Regions from separate parts of the Homo sapiens genome. Here all the other regions are linked to region 2. Evidence: chromatin loops called from intact Hi-C (ENCODE). Cell type or tissue: CD4-positive, alpha-beta T cell. All regions are shown on one strand.

Evidence for each region. Hi-C counts contacts between places; a loop is a spot of excess contacts. Peaks named below come from ENCODE experiments on the same cell type or tissue, not always from the same donor. Only the 100,000 strongest peaks of a DNase experiment are listed, where the experiment ranks them.
Region 1: a loop joins it to region 2, with 2.2 times the contacts of the local background. A loop is called at or near these places in 2 of 110 quality-filtered maps.
Region 3: it touches region 2 in a loop (2.5-fold over the local background); 10 of 110 quality-filtered maps call a loop at or near these places.

What each region holds. Positions count from the first base shown.
Region 1 is chr6:161,222,878-161,230,877 of GRCh38, reverse strand. The region is part of intron 2 of AGPAT4 (1-acylglycerol-3-phosphate O-acyltransferase 4); the gene reads left to right. Among named protein-coding and RNA genes, the nearest start is that of AGPAT4, 47 kb to the left of the region's middle. RefSeq lists silencers at 4,192-4,497, 7,500-7,742. In CD4-positive, alpha-beta T cell, no CTCF peak of the experiment used is centred here; DNase peaks (open chromatin) are centred at 1,517 and 4,257; H3K4me3 peaks cover 923 bases; H3K27ac peaks cover 1,773 bases.
Region 2 is chr6:161,112,582-161,120,581 of GRCh38, reverse strand. It overlaps MAP3K4 (mitogen-activated protein kinase kinase kinase 4), which reads right to left. Exons shown (of 27, transcript NM_005922.4): 25 at 7,808-7,914; 26 at 5,280-5,459; 27 at 3,202-3,732. The coding sequence ends at 3,712. Among named protein-coding and RNA genes, the nearest start is that of AGPAT4-IT1, 45 kb to the left of the region's middle. RefSeq lists an enhancer at 5,004-5,073. In CD4-positive, alpha-beta T cell, no CTCF peak of the experiment used is centred here; a DNase peak (open chromatin) is centred at 3,061.
Region 3 is chr6:160,926,860-160,934,859 of GRCh38, reverse strand. LOC102724087 (a long non-coding RNA gene) reads right to left here. Exons shown (of 6, transcript NR_187757.1): 2 at 7,628-7,754; 3 at 6,844-6,997. Among named protein-coding and RNA genes, the nearest start is that of MAP3K4, 61 kb to the left of the region's middle. RefSeq lists an enhancer at 3,849-4,143. In CD4-positive, alpha-beta T cell, a CTCF peak has its summit at 3,999 (motif pointing left); a DNase peak (open chromatin) is centred at 3,989; H3K4me3 peaks cover 333 bases.

The DNA.
Region 1 (8,000 bases), 110 kb before region 2:
ACTATTTTGGATATAGTTTGAGTGCAAGAGCTTCCATGTCTTGTATTACAATGCTTTATAGAAATATGTCTTGAAAGTGTTCATAAGATCCTAAGATTGAGTTATAATTGTAAAACAGCAACTTTAGTCTATTTGTCTCTGGCCTGTTGGGTACAACCACCAATTCAATCCAATATGATACAATGTACTTTTCCTTGTCATAGACTTCACTCAACATTGGTCTCCAAGTATGTACCCTTCTACGGTGGTATAGAAAAAGGAAAAACTTGTCCAAACAGGGCAGAGACAGTAGGAGATGATTTGGACAGGAACTGTAGCTGTTTGAAGAGAGATAAGTTTGTGTAATCAAGGGAAAGGAGACAGTTGACTGAGATTTAAAAGATGTTTATAATTTTAAATGTCTTTTTACCCTCTAGCAGTTGGTCTCTATTTAAGCAGAATTTAAATTTAACAAAGCAATACTGATTACGCTTTTTCATTGAAACCTGCATTTATGTGACTTGCATACACCTATGGAGATTCCAAAATCTGTTAGTTTGCAGTGTGAAATCCTGTATGTTTCTACTGTCATAACCCCTACCCAAATTTCAAGTGGATGGTTACGAATTGGATTTCTCATTTGGAGTTAAGAAATAAGAAACAGGATTTGGAATCAGAGTCCACAAGAGTACTATATTTTTTTTTGATTGATGGTAAAGACTTGCTAAGTTTATGGCAGGATTGTGGAGATATTTTTCTCAGGATGCATTAGTGTATTTGTTTCTGGTGGAAATTAAGATGGGCAACAAATTCAGAAAGCAAGGCAGATTTTTATCCATCACAAATTAATTAAATTATTTAGAACAAACTCCAAATGAAACTCAAGAATTAACCATCTAAGACAACTGGCATCTCAATGCCGGGTGCAATGAAGGGTAGGTAGTCTAATGTCACTGAAGGACCTAGAAGCACCTCCATCCAGGTATACCCAGTGATGCTCTGTGCCTTCTTCCCCAGAGGAAGCACCTCCATCCAGATGCACCCCAGCAATGACCTTTGCCTATGTCCCCGGAGGAAGGCTTCCTAGGGCTTTGGGCCAAGCGATAGTGGAAGCATTTTTAAACAATCCGAAGCGGGAAGGGAAGATTCCTCCCTCTAGAGGAGGAGTCCTGGCTACTGGAAAAAGAGAATACAGTAGAAAGGGAGGGTGATGATCCTGGGTGGCTCGTGGGCACCTCATGGTGATAAGCCAGTGCAAACTATCCCCAGGTTTGAGAGAATCCTCGCCAGGATTCTCCGTTTCTGGTATCCCCATAGGTGTTAGCAGGGCTGTTCGCTTTTCCTGGTTCCTTTTCCTTGCTCTAAATAATTGACAGACTTCCTCTGTCAATTATTTCACAGTAACCAAGGCCATGTAAAAAGAGTGTTTAGGAAGCCTTGCTGGGCCACTGATCAGCCAGAGGAGGAGACAGTTTGTGGGGAATTCAGCAGCTTAACTAGCAGATGACTCTGCAGCGTCTATGCTGTAACTCTCCTCTGCTTCCCTCTGAGTTAAGATAGAAACTGTTCATGGCTTTAATTGTGTCTTCTGGTGTATGAGTCACTCTGAGCTTAGACAGTCATCAGCATTCATGATTTGCAGCTGATTTTCTAAGGAAACGGCAGAAAAAAATGTTTCCTTGAGACACGGAGCCCTTCCATCTCTGTGTTCGCTTTCCTCTAGCAGAGCTATGGCTTTGTCTCTTTTCTCATTAAATATTTGTTAAGAGCTTGGTGTGTTACCAAGTAAGTTCAAAGCAGTTACCAGCCCTGGCGTGGTAAAGCTCTCATGCAAAAGGCCATGCTGATACAAAAGACAAATAGAGACAAAACAAGCAGTAAAGACAGCTTGGCTAACAGCAGGACACACCGAGACACTGAGCAGAGAATTTTATTCTAGTGGCAGCAACCAACCTCATAAATAACAACTTGAAAGTAATGTAATCTCGATGGATGATTTTTAGAGGGTTGCTTTGTCTTATTTTTGCCTAGATTTGTAGGCAGGAAAGGCCAAGTCAGGCTGGCTTGGCATGCTGAAGGAGGAAGGGAGGATGGAGCCGGCTTCGTTAGGTAAAAAGAAGGAAGAAAGTTGGAAGAAGTGGGGTGAAGGGTAGAATTTCATTGCCTTTCCACTAAGCAGGATATGCCATTTAATCTCTAGGGAAAGGTGGCCAAGACTGGCTTTTTTTTTTTTTTTTACCTCTCTGACATTGTGGGTTTCAAAACAAAACAGAAAGATTAGGAGAATCTATTAATGTCAGGGTTAAAAAAAAAAAAAAAAAAAGGCAGGGGGTGGGAAGGATTGCCAGTGACCTAATTGTCCTGGAAAGGGCCAGTAAAATGAAATGAAACACAGTGGACACCACCACCCCACACCCCCAGCCCTGGCGCCCTGCGTCCAAATTCAGTGTTGCTGTGAACAGGCTCTATGAGCTGGAGCCTGCCACTGAATATTCCTGGACTGTGATGCTTATGGTTTTAAACGGCTGTTGGATGCACAGCTACACATCTTCCTTGAATGGGGAAGGCCACATGGTGGCAAGAAGGGAGTGAGAATTTGGAGCACCAGCCTGCAAAATTACACATCCTGCCTCCCCTGCTACAGGCTGCGTCACCTTTGGCGAGCCACAGAAACTCTCTGAGTCCAAATAACAGGGCCAATTACAATGGTTGCTTCATAATGCAGAATGAGATACTCCGTCTGAAAGTGCTTTAGAAATTCCTTAAAGCACATCAAATTTAGGATTGAAATTGGAATTTGTGTCCAGGGGAGGAGGAAGAGTCAGGGGGACCGGTGGTGGCGAGGGTGTCTTGATCTTTCTTCCCATTGGTTCATCACTTGGACAGGTAACTTCAACACACTCAGCTACATTTGAAGTAAAGGGGATGGAATAGAGTTGACCAAGATTCCAATAGTTTTCTAATAAAGGGTTTAGAATTTTTTATTTTCCTCTTGGGAAGTTGTTACTTCCTTTCACCACCCCCACCGCATCCCACACTTGATGAGTGTTTGCCGCTGTATTTGTGTAACGCTCAAAAAAGGAGAGTGAGCTCTATATTGCCTCTTACAACACTACTGCGTGTAGTGGTGAAAATGATATCTGTTTCTCGCTGGAATAATAATAAACATTTGTAACATACTTCAGGATGTGTAAGTCACTTCAGATTTGCTACTCGAGAAGGGATTTGGCAGTGGCCAGGAGGCCTGGCAGAAGTTGGTCTGCTCCTATCTGGAAGATGGGATCAGGGCCTGGTAACAGGTCAGGAACAGCGGCAGCAAGGGCTGTGCGTGCAAGAGGGTTGGGAGCTCCGAGTTGCTGGAGAAACTGCAGAGCAAGTCATGTGATTACTAGAACCTGTCTGAAATTAACGACCACGGAGAATGGGAGTCCTCAACTCTACTTTCCCGAGAGGAAGCAGATATTCCACCCAGCCGAGCCTTGGGGCAAAAAGGCAGTCAGGTCTTCCATCTGGGTTGGGGGCTTGTGCTTTAGCACCTCCTCTGGGTAAGGGTGCCTCAATTTTGAATCTGTTCATGTGCTTATTGACCAAGGTGTCACCAGGTAGGTCTGAAAACCTAACAAGACAACCTAGTGGGACAGAGCAGTCTTTGGCACATGAGTCATAAAAGGAGACCTACTAGAGGCCGGTGTTTCTGAATCTCCACCCTGAAAGGTATACGACCTGCTGATTTTGTGGGCTTTCCTGTGTATGCCATTCTAATCCCAGACACTAGCAGACTGATTCACTTTTCTGCCAGCACTGGAAACTGTCTCCAGGTGTGTGACTGCTAGCTGACCTGCTAGGTGAGGCCTGAATTTGAATTTCCCCCTCCTTATGCATAAAGTACTTTTTGCACATTGTATTTTCAAACTGTAAAACAAAACAATCTTTCCTTCTTCTATTCCTTCTTCCTTCTTCTTCCCTGCTTTGCCTAGGAGCTCCCCCGAGGGAGGTCAGCTGTCATTCTGATGGCCTCAGGATGATGCTGTGGGTGCTGGGCCAGCACTTTCATTTTGCTGTCATTGCTGGGCTGGGGAAACTCCTTCTGCCTGCAGACCCTCCTGCCCGGCAGCACAGGGAAGGCAAGGTGGCCTCTCAGGAGCCTCCTCTATGGTAACCTCTCTGTGGGGAATCCTGGCCACATCAATGTGCTATCATCTGCTTTCATTCTATGTGTTAAAATTTTATACAAAGTGAACCTAGCTCTCCAGCCCTGCCTGGCTGCCTTTCTGACTCTCTGAGAAGTGAGAGAAGATGGAGGGCGGCAGCTTCCTGATGTTTGTCAACTTGACCAGGCAACAACTGGGTGTGGGCCACCCCCTACCCCACAAATGAAAATACAAGGGAAGTCTGTGGTGTTCTCGATAAGAAAGCTGTTGATCCCCCAAAGAGAGTGTCGCTGTGGCTTTTCCAACCCCTGCATGACCTTGAGAGAAGCAGTTTGTTCTGCTAACTCTGCAGCCGGCTTCCTCTATGCTTCTCCTCCCTGCCTGATTAATGACAGGGCTGCTTTTTCTCATTTCAATTCAATCTAAGCAGGAGTTTTCACTCTTTGAGTTCCAAACAGGTTTTGACTCCTTCACTTGTCCTGATAGGTAGTTACTCAGCTCCAAGATGTCAGAAAGGGAGTGTCCCTGAGTGGCCCCTGTCCTAACCCTTCATATCACTGCCTTTGAGCCTGTCAAAATGTGGAGTTGGGCAGGACCTACTGGCTACCTCTGCTGGGAGGACACAGCCTCAAATTTGGGTCCCCTCTTTGAAGGTCCAAAGAGTCATCCTTATCAGTTCCCAGATGGTGATCGCCTTCCCAGAAGAGGGTTCAGTAACCGGCTGTAGGTGGACATGATCCTAAAACTGATCATCTCTCCCTTCAGAGTAGCTGAACAACAGTGGCTTTGGCGAGTCAAGTCGGATGGAAAGGAATTTAAAAGACCCGTGACCCATGATGAAGGGAATTTAAAGCCTCTCAGACCCGCCTAGGCCTCCTTCTGCCTGTGGCTCTAAGATTCTAACCCAAAGGCAAAGCCCTGCCTCCTGGACTGAGCAAGCGGCCCACGAGTTTATCTGTTGGGACAACCTTTTCCTCTTTTTCCTCTGTCACCTGCGGGTACCTTTTACTTCTGAAGTGTGTCCACGCTGCACAGCTGAAACAAGCAAACACTGCCTGACTTCACCTGGAGTCACACACCCTGACGGCTCCACATCACGAGATCCCTCTGCTTCCACCAGTGATGGGCTAGCGGGGTTGCTTCCAGAAACTGACGAAAAGCAACCTTCCTTCTTTTCTTTTCTAGTTCTAAGGGGTGTATCTCCTGGGAGACCTCAGGAAGTGACAGGGAATTGTTATAAATAAAGTTTCGGTGCTGCAAAAGAAATAGCACTCGAATATAAAATTTTCTTTTTAATTCTCAGCAAGGCAAGTTACTTCTATAGAAGGGTGCACCCTTACAGATGGAGCAATGGTGAGTGCACACTTGGACAAGAGAGGGGAAGGGGTTCTTATCCCTGAAGCCCATGGCCCCTGCTGCTGTGTCCTTCCCCTATTGGCTAGGGTTAGACTGCACAGGTTAAACTAATTCTGATTGGCTAATTTAAAGAGAGTGACGGGGTGAGTGGTTTGGCGGGAAAAATGGTTATGACAGGGGACGGAATCAGAATGAGTCAGGGTAGAGTAGGTAATTGGAATGAGTCAGGGTGGAGCAGGTCATCGGAAGGAGTCAGGGTGGAGCAGGTAATCCGAATGAGTCTGGGTAGAGCAGGTAATAATCCGAATGAGTCAGGGTGAAGCAGGTAATCGGAATGAGTCAGGGTGGAGCAGGTAGTTGGAAGGAGTCAGGGTGAAGCACGTAATTGGAATGAGTCAGGGTGGAGCAGGTAATCGAAACAGGTTGCTTTACGAGGAAGTTAAGATTAAAAGTAGAAGGCAAAGAATTGAACATACTGACATATTGATTCTTTGAAAAGAAATTTAGAACTCATATCTAACAGAATCTATAACTGGACCAATGAAATGAGTAAGCTATGTTGAATCAAGCAACAAAGATGTTACTTTTACATCTAAGTCATTTTCTGATTTATTCAAGAAGTATTCAGCACCTAATATGTGTCAGGCATTGCGTTTGGTACTTGGGAAATAGTGGGAAGCAAAGGCAGCTACTGTCCTGCCCTCAGAGAGCTTGCAGTCTGGTTTTCTTTCTTTTTTTTTTTTTTTTTTTTGAGAAGGAGTCTTGCTCTGTCACCCAGGCTGGAGTGCAGTGGCCAATCTCGGTTCACTGCAGCCTCTGCCTCCCAGGCTCAGATGATTCTCCTGCCTCAGCCTCCCGAGTAGCTGGGATTACAGACAGGTGCCACCGTGCCCAGCTAATTTTTATATTTTTAGTAGATGGGGTTTCACCATGTTGCCCAGGCTGGTCTTGAACTCCTGACCTCAAGTGATCCTCCCACCTCGACCTCCCAAAGTGCTGGGATTACAGGAGTGAGCCACCACATCTGGCTGCAGTCTGGTTTTCTAAAGATCTTATCATAATCTCTTACAAAACGGTTCTACTTGCCACATGTTATACTAATCAGCATTAACAGGACAGAACCATCCATCCATCCCATGTTTGGGCACAAATGGACCTTGTTCTGTTTTCTCCTCTCTTAGTAAAGCTTTATGTATAGGACAACAAACAAACAAACAAGCAACAACAAAAGACCATATCAGGTTAGCAAGTCAGCATGCCAAATGGAATGTAGCAGAAGCAATCCAGAAATTGCTTTAATTTAGATCTCACTTAAAATTCTTTATCAAGTTAAAGAATTTAAGTATCTGAATTTACATGATACTGGAATGATAGATGGGAGAAAAATAAAAGAATCACGATCCGTGCAGGCTAAGAGGAACAACACTTCCTGATTCTGCCTTTTTATTCTATGAACTTTTAGCCAGCTAGTATTTACTGAGCACTTACTGTTCCAGGAACTGTTTTGAGTAGTTAGGCACAGAGAGTTTAAGTGACTTGCCCAGGGTCACACAGGAAGTGATGGAGCAGAGATTGGGGCCAGGAGGTCTTTGAGTGGAGAGCCTTTCACTTTGGCACAACCCAGCCCTGCCCTGCATTTGAGGAGCCAAGCTCTGGAGGTGAGGCCATGTGTCCAACTGGTCAGTGTAGTAAGTGATGTGTTCTCAAACCTGTGGCCTCTGAGGTGCCACTCCACGGGGCTATGGAATAAAAAGAGAAGCATACTCATTAATGGACAGCTATTTTCAGCTGCAGTCATTACACTCGCTACATTTGTCACGTGTTGATTATGTATTAAGCATTGTGCTAAACCTTTCCTAGCCATTACCTCATTTAATAACACCGCTATGTGAACAGGCAATTCACCTGTTAAATGAGGCGAGAGGTTGGATGACTTGCCTAAGGCCGAACAGAGAGGAGGAGAGCTGAGATTCCAAAATCCCCTTTTCCACCACACTTTGAAATAAGCAAATGTCAAATGCTATGCAAGTTTTTATTTTAACACCCAAGGATGATGTTAAGCAAACATCTGCTAGGATCAAACCTGTGCATGCTAATTCGCTGCAGAATGCCTGTCGCCGCCCAGCAGGCATTCTTTAACAAACGTGCACCCAAGCTCAGTCCAGGGGGCCAGGCACTGGGGTCAGCACCTGGAGAACAGAGATGAGAGGGGTGCAGCTGCTGTCCTTGGTAGGGACCCAGTCTAGTGGAGAAGGCTCATAGACCCAGCATGGTAGAGCAGTGAGTTGATGATTAGACTGGAGGTACACAGGGAGTGCAGGGAAGGGGACAGCCCAGCCATCCTGTGCAGGGCGCAGCGACGTCCCCGTGAAGCAGCATCACAAGCCAGGTGCTGAGGAATGAGGGGAATTGTGAGATGTTGGCAAGAGGAGAGGTGGTTCAGTAGGTGGCAGGAGCATATGCTGGCATCACCAAGTGGCTAAATGGGTTTATTCAGGCAGCCAGGCACCCGAA
Region 2 (8,000 bases):
ACACCCCCAAATCAATTAATGTAATATACCATATTACAACACAGTAAAGTAGAAAACCTTACAATCATCTCAATAAAGAGCATCTGACAAAACACCATTCATGACAAAAATGCTCTCAACAAACCAGAAATAGAAGCGAACTTCCTCCAATGGAAAAAGGGCATTAATGAAAAACGTGTAATACCATACTTAATGGTGAAAGAATGAGTAATTTCCAGCTAAGATAAAAATGTCAAAAATATGACAAGGACGTCCATTCTCATCACCACTATTCAACACTGTACTGGAAGGTCTAGCCAGTGCAATTAAGCAAGAAAAAGAAATGAAAGGTATCTAGAGTCTAGAATGTAAAGGAAGAAGTAAAACTTTTTATTCATGGAAAGCATTATTTGTAGAAAATCCTATGGAGCCTACAAAAACAACTAATAGAACTATAAAATGAATTCAGCGTAGGATAAGAGATAAACATATAAAAATCAATTGTGTGTGTGTGTATATATATCCACACTCTATATATATGTGTGTGTATATATATCCACACTCTATATATATATGTGTGTGTGTGTACTCTGTGTGTATGTGTGTGGAGAGCACACACATACACACACACACACACACATATGTATATATCAGGGGGGGCAATGAACAATCTGGAAATGAATTTATTATTTTCACCCATAGTAGCAATAAAAATAATACTTAGGAATAAACTTAAGTCCAAGAGGTATACGACAAAAATCACAAAGCAGTGCTGAAGAAATACCTACATAAATGGAGATATATCCTGTGTTAACAGACTGAAAGACTTCAGATTAAGAAAACAATACTCCCCAAGTTGTTCTACAGATTCTTTGCAATCCAATCCAAATCACAGGTGGTTTTGTTTTGCTTTTATGTAGAAATTGACAAAATGATCCTAAAATTCATATGGAAATGCAAATTACCCCAAATAGCCAAAATGAACCTGAAAAAGAAGAACAAAATTGGAGGACGCACACTTCCCATTTTTAAAACTAAATACAAAGCTATAGTAACCAATACAGGATGGTATAAGACAGTATGGCGTAAGATAAACATAGAGATTAATGGAATATAATTGGAAGTCCAGAAATAAACCTTTTCATTTATGGTCAACTGATTTTCAACAAGGAATAGCCTTTTCAACAAATGATATTGGACCAAATATCCACATGCAGAAGAATGAATGTGGACCCTTATGTGATATCATACACAAAAATCAAAAATAGATGACAGGCCTAATGTAAGTGCTAAAACTCCAAAACTCTTAGAAAAAAACATAGATGTAAATCTTTGTGACCTTGGGTCAGGCAATGATTTCTTAGATATGATATCGAGAGCACAAGCAACAAGGACTAAGTTGATAAACTGGACTTCAAAAAAAATTTTTAAATAGTACTTTTTCAAAAGACATTGTTAAAACAAAATGAAAAGACAAGCCACAGACTGGGGAAAAAAAAACATTTGCAAATCATATGTCCTGTAAGGACCTATATCCAGAACACATAAAAAAACTATTACAAACCAATAATAAGATGATGAATAACCCAATTTTAAAATGATTTGAATAGATGTTTCACCAAAGAAGATATCCAACAAGCACACGAAAAGATGTTCACTATCATTAGGGAAATGCAAATCAAAACAGGATACCTCTTCACGTTAACTAGAATGGACATTATCAAAAAAAAGCACAATTGCAAGTATTGGAGAGGGTATGGAGAAGTTGGAACCCTCATACATTGCTAGTCGGAGGGTATAAGATGGTGCACCACTTTGGAAAACAGTTTGGAAGTTTAGGGAAATGCAAATCAAAACAGGATACTACTTTACATTAACTAGAATGGACATTATAAAAAAAAAAAAGCACAATTGCAAGTATTGGAGAGGGGATGGAGAAGCTGGAACCCTCACACATTGCTAGTGGGGGTATAAGATGGTGTACCACTTTGGAAAACAGTTTGGAAGTTTCTGAAAATGTTGAACATAGATATACCACATGACCCAGCAAATCTACTCCCAAGAAAAATGAAAACATTTTTGTACAAAGACTTCTATGGGAATATTCAAAGCAGCATTATTTATAATAACCAAAAAGTGGGCACAACCCAATCAACTAGCAAATGGATAAATAAATGTGTGGCAGTCTAACAGTCTCAGTAATAAAAAGGAATGGACGTACTGAAACCCGCTACAACATGGATCAATCTCAGAAATATGCGAAGTGAAAGAAGATACAAAATACCACATATTATAAAACTCTATGTATATGAAATGTCCAGAATAGGAAAATCTATAGAAATAGGAAATCGTTTAGTGGTTACCTAAGGCTAGGGGTGAGAATGGGGAGTGACCGCAAATGGACATGAGATTTCTTTTGGGGGTTATGGGAATGTTCTACAATTGGACTGTGGTGATGATTGCACAACTATGTAACTATACTAAAAGTTACTGAATTGTACCCTTCAAATATTATGCAAAATATAACTCAAAAAGCTGTATTTTAAGAAGTCTTAAAATTCTAAGTGGTTGTATAAATCCTTTTGTGATGCCAATATTCTCTGGACATTAACTTCTTGGCTGAAGGGATCTACTCTTCTGAAGGAAGATTAATACAAAACCTGCTTGAGAAATTACTTGCCCAGGGTCAATGGCTATGTGTAAGGAGTGAGAGTCAGTGATCTTCCAAAAAGATTTCAGGAAGCTCTATGGTCAATCTTTTTAAAAAATTTAATAGCAAAAACAAAAACAAAAAAAACACCAATGATGTATAATTTGGGCTGTTTTGGAAAGCTAAATGCTGAAATGTTTACTTCTGAAAAAGATGCTTTCTCATCAGATCATTCAGCAGTAATTACACTGACCTAGCACCTAAACATCTTGGTTTAAAAATAAAGTGAACTCCCAACATGTGATAACAAGGCTTAAACTTGTATCTGTTATAAACTTGCTGGTTAATAGAAACTACTTAAAAGGAACCACCTTACGTCATTAGTGTTGCTTCATTTATTTCCTTTGCTTTTCAGCGAGGCGATCCTAAAGAGACGCCGAACCCAGTGACCATCTTTAGCACACGTGATTGTGCTCCTCCTTTTGAGGAACAGATGAGTGAAAATGACAGACTTCTGTATCATACTGCGTTGGCTCATAAGTGTTAACCATTAAAAGACAATATAACTGAGCTTTCCTAAAATAAACCATTTATTGAAAAAAGAACCTTTTTCTTAAATTTCAGTAATCAGCCTTTTGCATTACAAACCTGCAGCTTGCCAACAACAACAAAAAAGGTAAAGGTTTCACAGTCAGTGCACTCAACAAACAGGAGATTAAAAACAAGGTATGGGACGCCTGATAACACTACAACTTCTTTTGAACCTAGAAAGGTCAAAACACTACGCTGATGTCACGGTTCTCAGTCGCGCGAGACACGGAGGAGACAGAGGCGATGGTCCGTGTACAGTAGTAATGGCACTTAACATGCAGCTTCTTTAACCTCGTGGCCACCAGCCCTCCAGAGGGCCTTTTGCCACATCAGACAAACAGGAGCAGCAGGAGAAGTGACGCTTGTCACCTGTGCAGTCTTCAGTCTTGGAAGGTTAAAAAGGCTTATACTGCTTCTCAGCACAGTCTTTATGTAAATATTACATACAGTAGTGATTAAGAGAATTTTCCAAGTCCATATTCTACTAGGCTTCATTCTTCATCTGTGCAAACCTGTGAGGAAGCAGGAGAGAGCTGAGCTCTTGCAGAGCCAGGTGTGTGCTTGTGCATACGCGCAGTATGAGTCTTACGGGGAAGGCCCCATCCACTCATCCTGATGCTCCCAGCACTGTACTGGGCACAGAGGGCAAGGCTTAAGAAATGTAATGAACAATGGCAGAGGTAAGTTACTGCTCTAAAGTTAAGCCTGGGAACTGACTAATGAAAGCATTTTCTAAAACGCCTATATGCACTCTCAGGTCAATATAAATTGTTATGCACTTCATAACTAAGACATAAATTGTTATTTAATTACAAATCCCTAATGTCTCCATAGCTGATCCTGCTGCTTGCCCCTTACTCCCACTTACCAATAAGAGCATCACCCCACTCTTCTGCCCCTTCCTTTCCTTTCCCAGGGACTCTCTCCTGCAGGGCCCTTGCAAGGCTCTTTTCTCCAGGGCTCTGTTCTCATCCCCTTGTCCTCTGTGGACCCTCCCAGCAATACTTCTGTCTCCCACACCTGTGCCCTACCCAAAATCCCTCTTGAGTGCCAGCCCCAGGTATCCAAATGCCCATGTGAAATCTCCAAGCAGATGCTCCAAATGTACCCCAAGCTTCATCCACCAAAGAGGACCCACCACCTCCCGACCCACCCCTCACCCAGCTGCTTCTTTCCCTACCCTGGCAAATAGAGTCTGTGACCTGATGACACAAACCAGAAACCTGGGAGCCACTCTAGACTCCTCCCCTCACTCACCTTTCACATCCAATCAGGGGTCAGCCACGGCACTCTAACTCTTAAATGCCGCTGTTCACTCACCCGGAACGCCCTCTCCCAACCCCTTGGCTGTATCAGAACCTTCTCAATTCCTTTGCCTCTAGAGTGATCTTTCTAAAACTCTATGTCATCATTTATGTTTATAATAAAATGGAAACTCCTTCATGTTGCTCCTGGTTACTGTTCTAGCCTTATCTTCCTGCCCTTGTCCACATCCTGTGTTCACCAGGATCTACCTACACAGGGCTCTGTGACCATCCCACTCTCCCGGAAGGGTGAGCGTTTCCAAGTTTCTTTACTTTGTCTTCCATGCCCCCTCCCCCACTTCTGACCTGGCTGTGGCTCTTAAACAACTAAGGTACCTCATTCTAGAGAAAAAAGAACTGAGATTGGCTGACTTAATTAAATTCCTCTTCTGAGTAACCTTATATACCATTATCACAGCTCTCAGTATAATGATTAGTCATTACCGTCTTGACCCTCCAAGTAGACTATACACTCTCAAGAGTGGAAACTCTTTCATCCAGTCCCATCTAAAAGTCCATTTTACTGTCTCTGGTGTATCTTAAATGCACCATCAAAACAGATCAAGTGGAAGAACCTCAATGAACATTTTCCAAATGAAAAAACACATACAAAAATCCCTGGCATAATAATACATTTAGTTCCTTTCCACTTCAGATATAGCTACTTTAAAGTTTCAAAATTTCATTAACGTCTTGATGCAAAACAGAACTTAAACACTTAAACATGAAAAAGACTATCCAGTAATCTGCCAAACCTTGACAAACGAATGGTCGAGGAGCTGGCTGGCGGTCCATCTCATCTTTGGGTCACTCTCAAGGCAGTGAGAAAGGAAGTCCTTTCCTTCAGGGCTTAATCTTTCAGGGATTGGTGGCTTATGTCCCATCCCCACTTTATACATAATTTGAAAGTTGTGCTCATACTCATGCCAAGGCCTCTAAAAAAGATGTTTTTAAAAAATCAGATTTTAATATTACACAGCCACAAACAACGCAAATGTTCAGTCTGTTTTTAAGCATCTCATCATTAATATATATCAGGGGACAGCAAATTTTTACTGAAAGGGCCAAACAATATTTTAGGTTGACAGGCCATATGATCTCTATCACAACTATTCACTAATCTCATGGCAGCATGGTAGCAGCTATGGACAACACATAAATGAATATGACTGTTCCAACAAAACTTTATTTATAAAACAGGTGGCCAGCATAGTTTGCCTACTCCATTTGGGGTGCACTATTTAGTCCAACAGTATCTAGAAGCCATCATCATGCAACTAAAAAATATATAAAATGACATAAAAAAGTCTATAAAACCCAATTCTCTTATAGGGATGGTTAATATGCTACCTTATTGAAAAATAAAAATTGCATTAGTGCAAAGCTTATTTCATTATGATCCTATGAAAAATGAGATTCACAGGGGAAGGAACTAAGTGTGTATGGCATTCTAATTTCTAAACTATTGTTTCGTCATTGCCAATATGTATTCTTCAATATGAGAACCTGTTCTTTTATGTGTGGCTTTACTGGAATAACACAGATATCACAACTGCCTTTCTATTTTAATGCTAATAGAAATAATGCTAGCTAATATTTACTGAGCACTTATATGTGATCTGTTTCAGCAGCTGCAAGGCATAGCTACATTATAATTAACTGATTTCCTACTAGTAACTTAACACTAACTTTTAACTTAGAAATGAAGGTTTCTAACTTTTTTGCTATAATACTGTATGTGTACGGTAAGCTACCATGTGCAGTTCATGCGTGTCTTTTTACATTTGTATAACTGCTCATTAATATTATCATCATAAGATACATTTTCAGAAGCAGAAAACTTCTTGGTTTAAGTGCTATGCACATTTAAAATTTTGATAGAGATTGGAAATGTCTCCGGAGCAGCCCTACCACATGGAATTTCTGTCCAAAACATGTGTGTTTCTTTATATACTCTCTAAAAGATAGTATTCTCAATCTTTAAAAATGTCACTCAGCACTTCGGGAGGCTGAGGCAGGCGGATCATGAGGTCAGGAGTTCGAGACCAGCCTGGCCAACACAGTGAAACCCTGTCTCTACCAAAGTACAAAACTTAGCCAGGCATGGTGGCAGGTGCCTGTAATCCCAGCTACTTGGGAGGCTGAGGCAGAAGAATTGCTTGAACCCGGGAGGCGGAGGTTGCAGTGAGCCGAGATCATGCCACTTGCACTCCTGCCTGGCGACAGAGCGAGACTCCATCTCAAAAAAAAAAAAAAAAAAAAAAAAAGTCACTCATATGCTAAGTAAAAAAAAAAATGATTTCAATTTAAATATATAATTCTGGTTAATGAGGCTGTCATCTTTTCATGTTTTCTTTTGTTAACAGACAATCTTTTTAGAGCAGTTTTGGGTTTATAGAAAAATTAACTGGAAGGTACAGAGACTTCCCATATCCCCCTCCCTGTCCCACAGTTTCCTCTACTATGTGTAGTTCGCGTTAGTGTGCTCCATTTTTTAGAACTGATGAACCAATGTCAATGCACTACTGTTAACTGAAGTCCATAGTTTACATCAGGGTTCACTCTGTTGCACATTCTATGGGTTTGGACATACACATACTAACATGTATCTATCATCAGTGTATCCTACAGAGTAGGTTTACTCCCCTAAAAATTCTGTGTACTCCACTTACTCGTCTCTCTGTTCCCCCACGTCCCTGGCAACCACTCATCTTTCTACTGTCCCTGTGGTTTTGCCTCTTCCCCAATGTCGTTAAATGGAATCGCTCAGTGTGCAGGCTTTTTAGACTGGCATCTTTCATCACTTAGCCACATGCATTGAAGGTTCCTCCATGTCTTTCTGTGGCTCGACAGGGTGTTTCTTTTTATCTAAAGCTCAGTATACTCCTTTGTATGAATAATCTACTGAAGAACATGTTGGTTGCTTCCAAGTTTTGGTAATTATGAATAAAGCTGCTGTAAACATTCATGTGCGGGTTTTTGTGTGGACATGTTTCCAACTTAATGTTGCTTTTTGTAACTGCTTGCTTCCCTGTGTTTTAATTAGAGGTTTATGCTTCTTAAATTCACTCATAAGAGTTCTCTGTGGCAGATATCTTACAAATATTTGTTTCCTGGTTTGTCATTTGTCTTAATCTTTTGATGGATCAGATTTTTGTATCTAATATCGTTCGCTATTTAGTGTCCACAGTGTTTGTAATAAATAATCAATCCATAACTACTGTTCTGTTAATGCACAGTGCCCTTCTGAAGTTGCTCCGCCAGGTGTGGGGGCTCCGCTTACCTTGCCAGTCACCATCTCTATGACAACACACCCCAGACTCCAGATGTCGGCCGCACGCCCATGGCCCTCTCCTTTGGCACGAGTGATGACTTCAGGTGCCATGTATGCTTTAAAAGTCACAGATATGTTGAGAGTAATGGGTTATAAACACATCAACATGTATTAATAGAGCCAAGCAATAAATTAATATTGT
Region 3 (8,000 bases), 190 kb after region 2:
GGAGTTTGAAGTTACAGTGAGCTATGATCGCACCTCTGCACTCCAGCCTGGGTGACAGAGTAAGACCTATCTCTAAAAATAAAAAACAAAACAAAAGAAAAACCTACACTCTAATATCACCTTAAACCTACTAGAATGACTATTATCAAAAAGGCAAAAGATGACTCGTGTTGGTGAGGATACGGAGAAAAGGGAAGCTTGGCACACTGTTGGGGGAAATGTAAATTGTGGCCATTATGGAAAACAGAATGGAGGTTCCTCAAACAATGAAAAGTAGGGTGTGCATACTGTGTGGGTGTGGTGTGTGTGTGCATGCTGTGTGGTGTGCATGGTGTGACTGTATATGTGTTATGGATTTGTGGTATGTGTGAGGTGTGTATATGATGTGTGTGCATGGTGTAAGCATGGTGTATGTGCATAGTGTATGTACGGTGTGTGTGTGCAGCGTGTGGTGGGTGATCTGTGTGTGGTCTGTGTGTGTACATGGTGTATGGTGTGTTGTGGGTGTGTGGTGTGTTGTGTGAGGTGTGTGGTGTGTGCGGTATGTGTGCACACAGTGTATGTATGGTGTGTGTGTGTGTGTGTGTGTGGTATATTGTTGATGGTACATTAAAGAGAATTAAATCCTAATATTGCAGGGTGGGAAGTCCATAGGTAATGATTAAAAGAGAAAAAAGAAGTACCAGGGTCAGAAGGTTATTTAGAGATTTGAAGGTAAATGCCAACAGGATCAGTTTAAAGAGTCGAAGTGTTTGCCTCTGGGGAGAAGGAAATTCAAGCTTTTTTATAGAACTTTTTGACTCTTTAAACTATGAGCATATATAAAGTTGACTTTTAAAAACTAATTAAAAGAATTTTTAAATGTTCCAAAACAGGTTGGATGAGTACACACTTCATCATGATTGTGGCTGAGGGAGACTGGGTTAGAGAAGAGAGGATGAGCCAGAAAGTTCCAGGGACTGGGGAAAAGTTAAAAGGAGAAAATGTTCACAATTGTTAACTGCAGGTTGTGGGAAAGTTGGTAAGTTGCTTCAATGTTTGCTCCCTCTGTACTTTTTCATATATTTAACATTTCTTAAATTAGCTTAATAATGAACTACGTAATCAGCTATAGAGTTGAGGGTGTGGAGCTTACACAGGACAGCTGAGCTACCGGTTTAAAATGAATGGTATTTTTTAAAATGACTATTTGGAGGATTAACAGAAATAGAACACCCAAACAAGGGTTGATAAGAAAGGACCCCAGGGCTCTGTCTCAGCTCTCCTGGCCACACCTGGAGGACATGGGCCTCTCCAAGGTCTCACGCTTTCAGGAGGTGTTGATGAAGGATATGGAGAGACCTGAAGCTCTGGGCGCTGCGCAGTCTGAGAAGAGAAGCTCCAGGAACGTGGGAGCTGAGTGCAGATACCGGAGGGCTGTCATCCAGCAGAGGGAGTAGGTGACGACTGGCCTAGCGAGGGACCCTTATCAAGGCTACATTTGTAGATCACTTTGTTTGTGTGGGGCACTGCTGTGACTGCATTAAATTTCCACTTACCTAAATCCATTTTTGTGCACTTGTTTTCTACTCTTGTAAGAAACACAACAGCGTCAACCTCAAAACAGTAATCTAGTCAAAGGAGCAATTCCCAAGGCACGACATGTGGGGAATTCAGATTCATCAGCACCCACAGAGACTACAGTGATTATTGATAACGCCAACTTAACGCCTGGCCAGCAGCATGGATCCTGACCTCCACTATTCTTGTGTGTTTACGGAATCACACAAAAGTGCAGTGTTTTCATTTTTGCTGCTTGTTTCACAGGTCTGTATAACCCACTTTTAAAGTCAAAAAGGCCAATAAAAGTATAAACTCAGTACAATGTATAATATACCTATTTCATATACATATGAATAGATATACACTTTTACACATGTATGCATATGTATCATATGCGTCAATTACTAGATGGAATAGAATTTTTTTTTTTTGAGACCGAGTCTCTGTCACCCAGGCTGGAGTGCAGCGGCATGATCTCAGCTCACTACAACCTCCGCCTCCCAGGTTCGAGCGATTCCTCTGCCTCAACCTGCTGAGTAGCTGGGATTACAGGTGCGTGCCACCATGCCCAGCTAATTTTTGTATTTTTAGTAGAGATGGGGTTTCACCATGTTAGTTAGGCTGGTCTCGAACTCCTGACCTAGTGATCTACCCACCTCAGCCTCCCAAAGTGCTGGGATTACAGGCATGAGCCACCATACCCCACCTAGAATTTTTTAAAATTGAAATATTTTCCAGTTTTTAAGCATATCAGCATATCAGCTAACTTTAAAGTGTTAATGTCACTGTACTTATAAATTATTGAAGCTTAAACTTTAGAATAGTGGAGGATAAGTTAAACGTAGCAAAAAGATTTCTCCTTTATTACTTCTTTTTTTAAAAAATATTTTTTTTTTTGGCACAAGCTCTCGCTCTGCTGCCCAGGCTGTAGTGCAGTGGTGCAATCTTGGCTCACTGCAGCCTTGTCCTCCTGGGCTCAATCATCCTCCTACCTCAGCTCCCGAGTAGCTGGGGCTACAGGCGTGCGGCCACCACACCCGGATAATTTTTTTGGTATTTTTTGTAGAGATGAGGTCTTGCCATGTTGCCCAGACTGGTCTTGAACTCCTGTGCTCAAGCAGTTCTCCTGTCTTGGCCTCCCAAAGTGCTGGGATTACAGGAGTGAGGCACTGCACGTGCCCTATTGCTTCTTTAAATAAGGGACAAGAGATATAAAGAGAAAACAGGAAGTACCTTCTCCCTCTGTAACTTATGAGGTAAGCAGCTAATTGATCATATGGTAAAGAAGAACCAAATAAAATTAGTGTCTCAAAATATCAGGAGCACTGCTTCTGTGAAATCAGTTAAAGTACATGTCCATATTAGTCATCCATTGATACACATGCTTATTTTCCTAAGTGAATTCTCCACAATTCTGAAAACCAGTGAAAAGATTATCTCATGTTAGTTCTACACAAAACCAAGCATCGCATGTGACTCTCCATGTTTCAAGGCATACACATCCCTTTCCACCGAGGATCAAAGTGCCCTACACCAAGGATCAAAGTGCCCTATGGGAAGCAACTTCTTGCCTTTTAAACCAGATTCAGTAAACAAAAACTGTTTTGCATAGCTGACAAAAGATCACACTGATTGCACAAAACAAGGTCAGCCTGTGGAAGGAAGCTTACAAGGTCAAATGGGGCACGTTAAGGAGGCGTAACCCATCACATTGACTTTTCTGCTGTTAGAATTTTTTTCTGGTAAAAAATACAGGTATCAGGATTCCCTGTGTCCAGCAGGTGTTAGAACAGAGGAAGACAGAGGGCGGCCTCCTGCAAAACATCTCCTACCCTTGCCAGTTTCCAATCCAGTGTCCAGGGGCTGGAGCATCAGGGCTCCCCGTGCTTGCGCTTGGAAGCAGAAACGCCCTCAAGCCCCAGTTCTCTCAGGGGCTCCGACCCACCTACCTGGGGTTCAGCCCCGGAGCCAGCGGCTGGACCGAACGGGGTCGCGCCCTGGAACACAGGGCGGGCGAAGGAGAAAAGCCCAGCTGGCAGCGCATGGGCGAGCGTCCTGCCTTTCCCAGCGGCCTTGGCCTGGCCATCATGGGCTTGCGGGAGGGGTCCGCCCACCCGCGCCCCCGCCCCGGGCCCCAGCCCCGTGCCTGCGCCTCTGCGGAGCGCAAGCGGCCTTGTTCCTCTCCCGCGGGGGACCCTTCGCGAGCTCCAGAAGCATCAGTGTCCTCCGGGCGGCCGCGGGCCCGCTGCGGCTCCCACCCTGGCGCCCCTGGATTGCTCTCCCCACTCTCAGCCTTACGCCCCACTCCTTCCACCCCGAATTTTGCAGCCTCAGGACTTGAACCATCTGCTGGCTGAAGTCACTTGGGACAAAACCCACGACAGGTTTTGGGAGCTGGACACTCCCTCCCAAGGAGGCGAGGGCGCGCAGCGAAGTGTGGGGTGTGCCGCCCCCTGCCGGCCTGGGTGACGTTCGCTTCTGCTTCCACGCTGCCCAGCAATGTCCAATTGGAACGTTTGGAAGGCAAGGCTGAGAATAAATGCTGTTTGCAAATTCCAGAAAAGAAAAAAAAATGTTGTTCTTCTATTTAGCAAAAGGTTTTCCCAGCCAAGCCAGCACTTCTGTGGGTAGTATTTAAGTCTTAAGTGCGTCAGAGCTGTTGCCTGCAGGCGCTGGTATTGCCCAAGGGGAAGTATCAGGACAATGTCTACGAAAACTCCAGGATCTTGGATGAAGCAACCTTTCCACATTAAGTTTGTAGCATAATCTACCAGGTCTCCTACGATTTACCCGTCATGCAAAAGGAGCAAGTTTCTGCAAAACAGGGCTTTCAAAGAGCCTTTTCAGGAGAAGAAAATGTTGGAAGAGCTAATTTGTTGCCTACTTGTTGTTCACTTTGCAACTAAAACTAATCCCCTTAAAGGTATTTATGGGTATGAATGATAAATAATGAAAAGGATCAAAATAGGAATGTTTCATTCACTTTAACCTGGCCCATGCTGTGCACTTCAGGCCCTAGACTCTGGTTTGAACTCTGTGATTTCTATCATTCCTTGGCTTTGTTTGCTTCATTGCTTGGGCTTTCAGACTGATCAGAGTTCTGTGAATACAGTAGGTGCTCAATAAATCCTTAATCTGGGTACTACCATTGATGCCTGTGGCAGTGACTGCAGATGGGCGGGCTCCTGCAGCAGCGAGGCGTGGGGCTAGAGGGCCTGGCTCTGGCATCCAACCCTGCTCCATCTGCCACAAAAGCTGTGTGACTTTGGGGAAGTTATGAACCTCTGCTGAACTCTCTGTGGGTAAAATGAGAGTAGTAGCAATAGCACCTCCCTCATAGGGTTGGAGTGAGGAGTAAATGAAATAACCTGTGTAAAGAACCTGGTATGGTGCCTAGTGTTGTGTAAACTACTAATTGGACAGGGGAGTAGTATCCAGAATATACAAGGAACTCAAACATCTCAACAGCAAAAAACCAATGCAGTTAAAATACGGGCAAATGATCTGAGCAGACATTTCTCAAAAGAAGTCATACAAATGTCCAACAAATATATGAAAATGTGCTCAATATCACTAATCATCAGCGAAATGGAAATCAAAACCACTATGAGGTATTAGCTCACCCCAGTTAGGATGGCTATTATCAGAAAGACAAAAAATAACACATGCTGGTGAGGATGCAGAAAAAAAGGGAACTTTTCTACACAGTTGGTGGGAATTTAAACTAGTACAATCTCTCTGGAGAACAGTATGGAGGTTCCTCAAAAAACTACAAATAGAAGTACCATATGATCCAGCAATCTCACTACGGGGCATTTATCCAACAGAATGGAAATCATTATATCACAGAGTCATCTGCAGCCCCGGGTTTATTGCAGCTCTGTTCACAATAACCAAGACATGGAATCAACCTAGTTGTCTGACCACACATGAATGGATAAAGAAAATGTGGCATATACATACCATGGAATACTATTCAGCTATAAAAAATAATGAAATCCTATTATTTGCAGCAACATGGATGAAGCTAGAGTACATTATGTTAAACAAGCCAGGAGCAGAAAGATTAACACTGTATGTTCTCACTCATAGGTGGCAGCTAAAAGAAGTTGATCTCAAGAAGTAAAAAGTAAACAGAAGATACTAGAGGCTGAGAAGGGTCCCAGGAAGGGAGGGATAGGGAGAGAGTTGTTAAAGGCTACAAATTACAGCTTGAAAAGAGGAATAGTTCTAGTGTTCTACACCACTGTAGAATGTCAACAGTAGTATAGTGAATAGTGTCAAATAGCTAAAAGGAGGATGTTGAATGTTTCCAACACAAATATATAATAAATGATAAACATTTGAGATGACATATATGCTAATTACCCTGATTTGATCACTATACATTATATGTATTGAAACATCTTATGTACCTTATGAATATGTACAATTATTATTTGTTGACAAGCATTTTTTTTTGAAAGCTTGATCTCATATAATTAGAGTAGAATAGTGGTACCAGAGGACGAGGAAGGTAGTTGGGGAGAGAAGAGAAGTTGGTCCATGGTTTCAAAATTCCAGTTAGACAGAAATAATAAATTCTGGTGTTCTATTACACACTAGGGTGACTATAGCTAATAATAATATATTGTATATTTCAAAATAACTAGAAGAGAAGATTTTGAATTTTCTCACCACAAAGAAAGGATAAATGTTTAAAGTGATAGATATGCTGATTACCCTAATTGATCATTATACAATATATCCATGCACTGAAACATCACACTGAACCCCATAAATATGTACAATTGCTATGTGTCAATTACAAATGAAATGAAACATTTAAAAAAGAGCTTAGTAAAGTGATTAGTATGTAGGCATTAATCAATCAAGTATAGATATTATTATTCCTCCTCCCAGTAGTAAATTGCAGTACAGTGGTTAAAAGTAATCACTTAAGACCTAGATATTTGGGTTAGAACCTGGCTCCACCAATTTCCATTGGCATACTTTGGGCAAATGAGTTTCAATGTCCTGATCTATAAGTGGTAATAATAAAAGAGAAAAATCTGGTGATTGTAGCGTGGTATAGGCAATTCATAGTGCTGTTAGTGCCTGGCACAGATGGAAAACCTACAATAAATCATAGCTAGTACTAAAATAAAAATTGTAAGGATATGTTTAGATTAGCCACCAATGCTTAATTGTCCTCTAAGGTAATAATGTCTTTGTCTAATTTTACCTTTCCACTTATTTTCTTATCAAAATGTTGATAGCTAGGGATTGCCAGAGGGTCTGAACTCAGTGACACCTTCCCACCTGAAGGTCAAGGGCTGTCTGCAGCCCCTGGTGGAACCCTGGTTGCCGACATCAGTCCTTCCGCTTAGAGCAGTTCTTGTGCAGTCTTTGATGCAAGGTAATTTTGGAAGAATTGCTTCAAGGATGTTCAATGGTGACTGCTACCGATTGCAGCCTGGTGGGTAGAAAGGATATTCAGAGAGATCAAATGCAGTGGCCTTAGCTCCCACAGTTACTCATATATTGAAACTTGGTTTTGCAAAGTAGGTCAAATGAAACTAAACAACATTTGCAATAATCCATCACTGCTCACAGACAGGCAAAGGTTCTGGAAAGGACTGGGCTTGAGGTGAGTTACGGGTTGGTGTTCCCTTGCCTGCAGATTCTTTCGAAACAATGTCCCTACAACTTACTGAACTGGAATGTCAACTCAGTGGATTCTTTCTTCTTTGGCCACTCTTAAGGGACTCAGGTACTGTTGGATTCAAAAAAGGGCTTTTACAAATTCAAGCAACCACCTTTGCTTACTGAGCTCTAACACTAAGAACCAGAGGACCTATTCTTTCATAAAGGTCAGATGATCTTTGAAAAGTGTGTGTGTGTGGGGGGGGGGGCATTTTCTCCACAAATGACATTGTCTTTTCCAAGGTGTCTGGGGCTCCCCAAGTTTGTGGCATACCCTGCCTTGGTGGCTTGTCATGGCCTTTGGGTTAAAATGCACAATATTTAGCAAGGCAGTCTCCCCTCCCCCAGTCATCTGGCCCAGTCTAGTTTCTTCTCTCACCCCTCCCCCAGTACTCCTCACCTGCTTATTCCGGTCTAACCAGGTGTCTCAGTCAGCTGGGGCTGCCATCACAAAACACCACACACGGCAGTTGAGGTGGTAGGGTTGGGGTTTAGACACAGACATTTATTTCTCGCGGTTTTGGAAGCTGGAAGTCCAAGAACAAGGTGTCAGCAGATGCGGTGTCTGATGCAATCTCTTTCTTTGCTTTTAGACAGCCCAACTCCTCGCTGCACCCTCACATGGCATCTCCTCGGCTTCTGCGAGGAGGGAAAGGGACGGGGTGTGTGAGTGTATGTGTGTAGATTGCTGTCTTCCTCTTCCGTTACGGGCACTAATCCCATCATAGGAACCACACCCTCATGAGCTGATCTAACCCTCATCACCTCCAAAG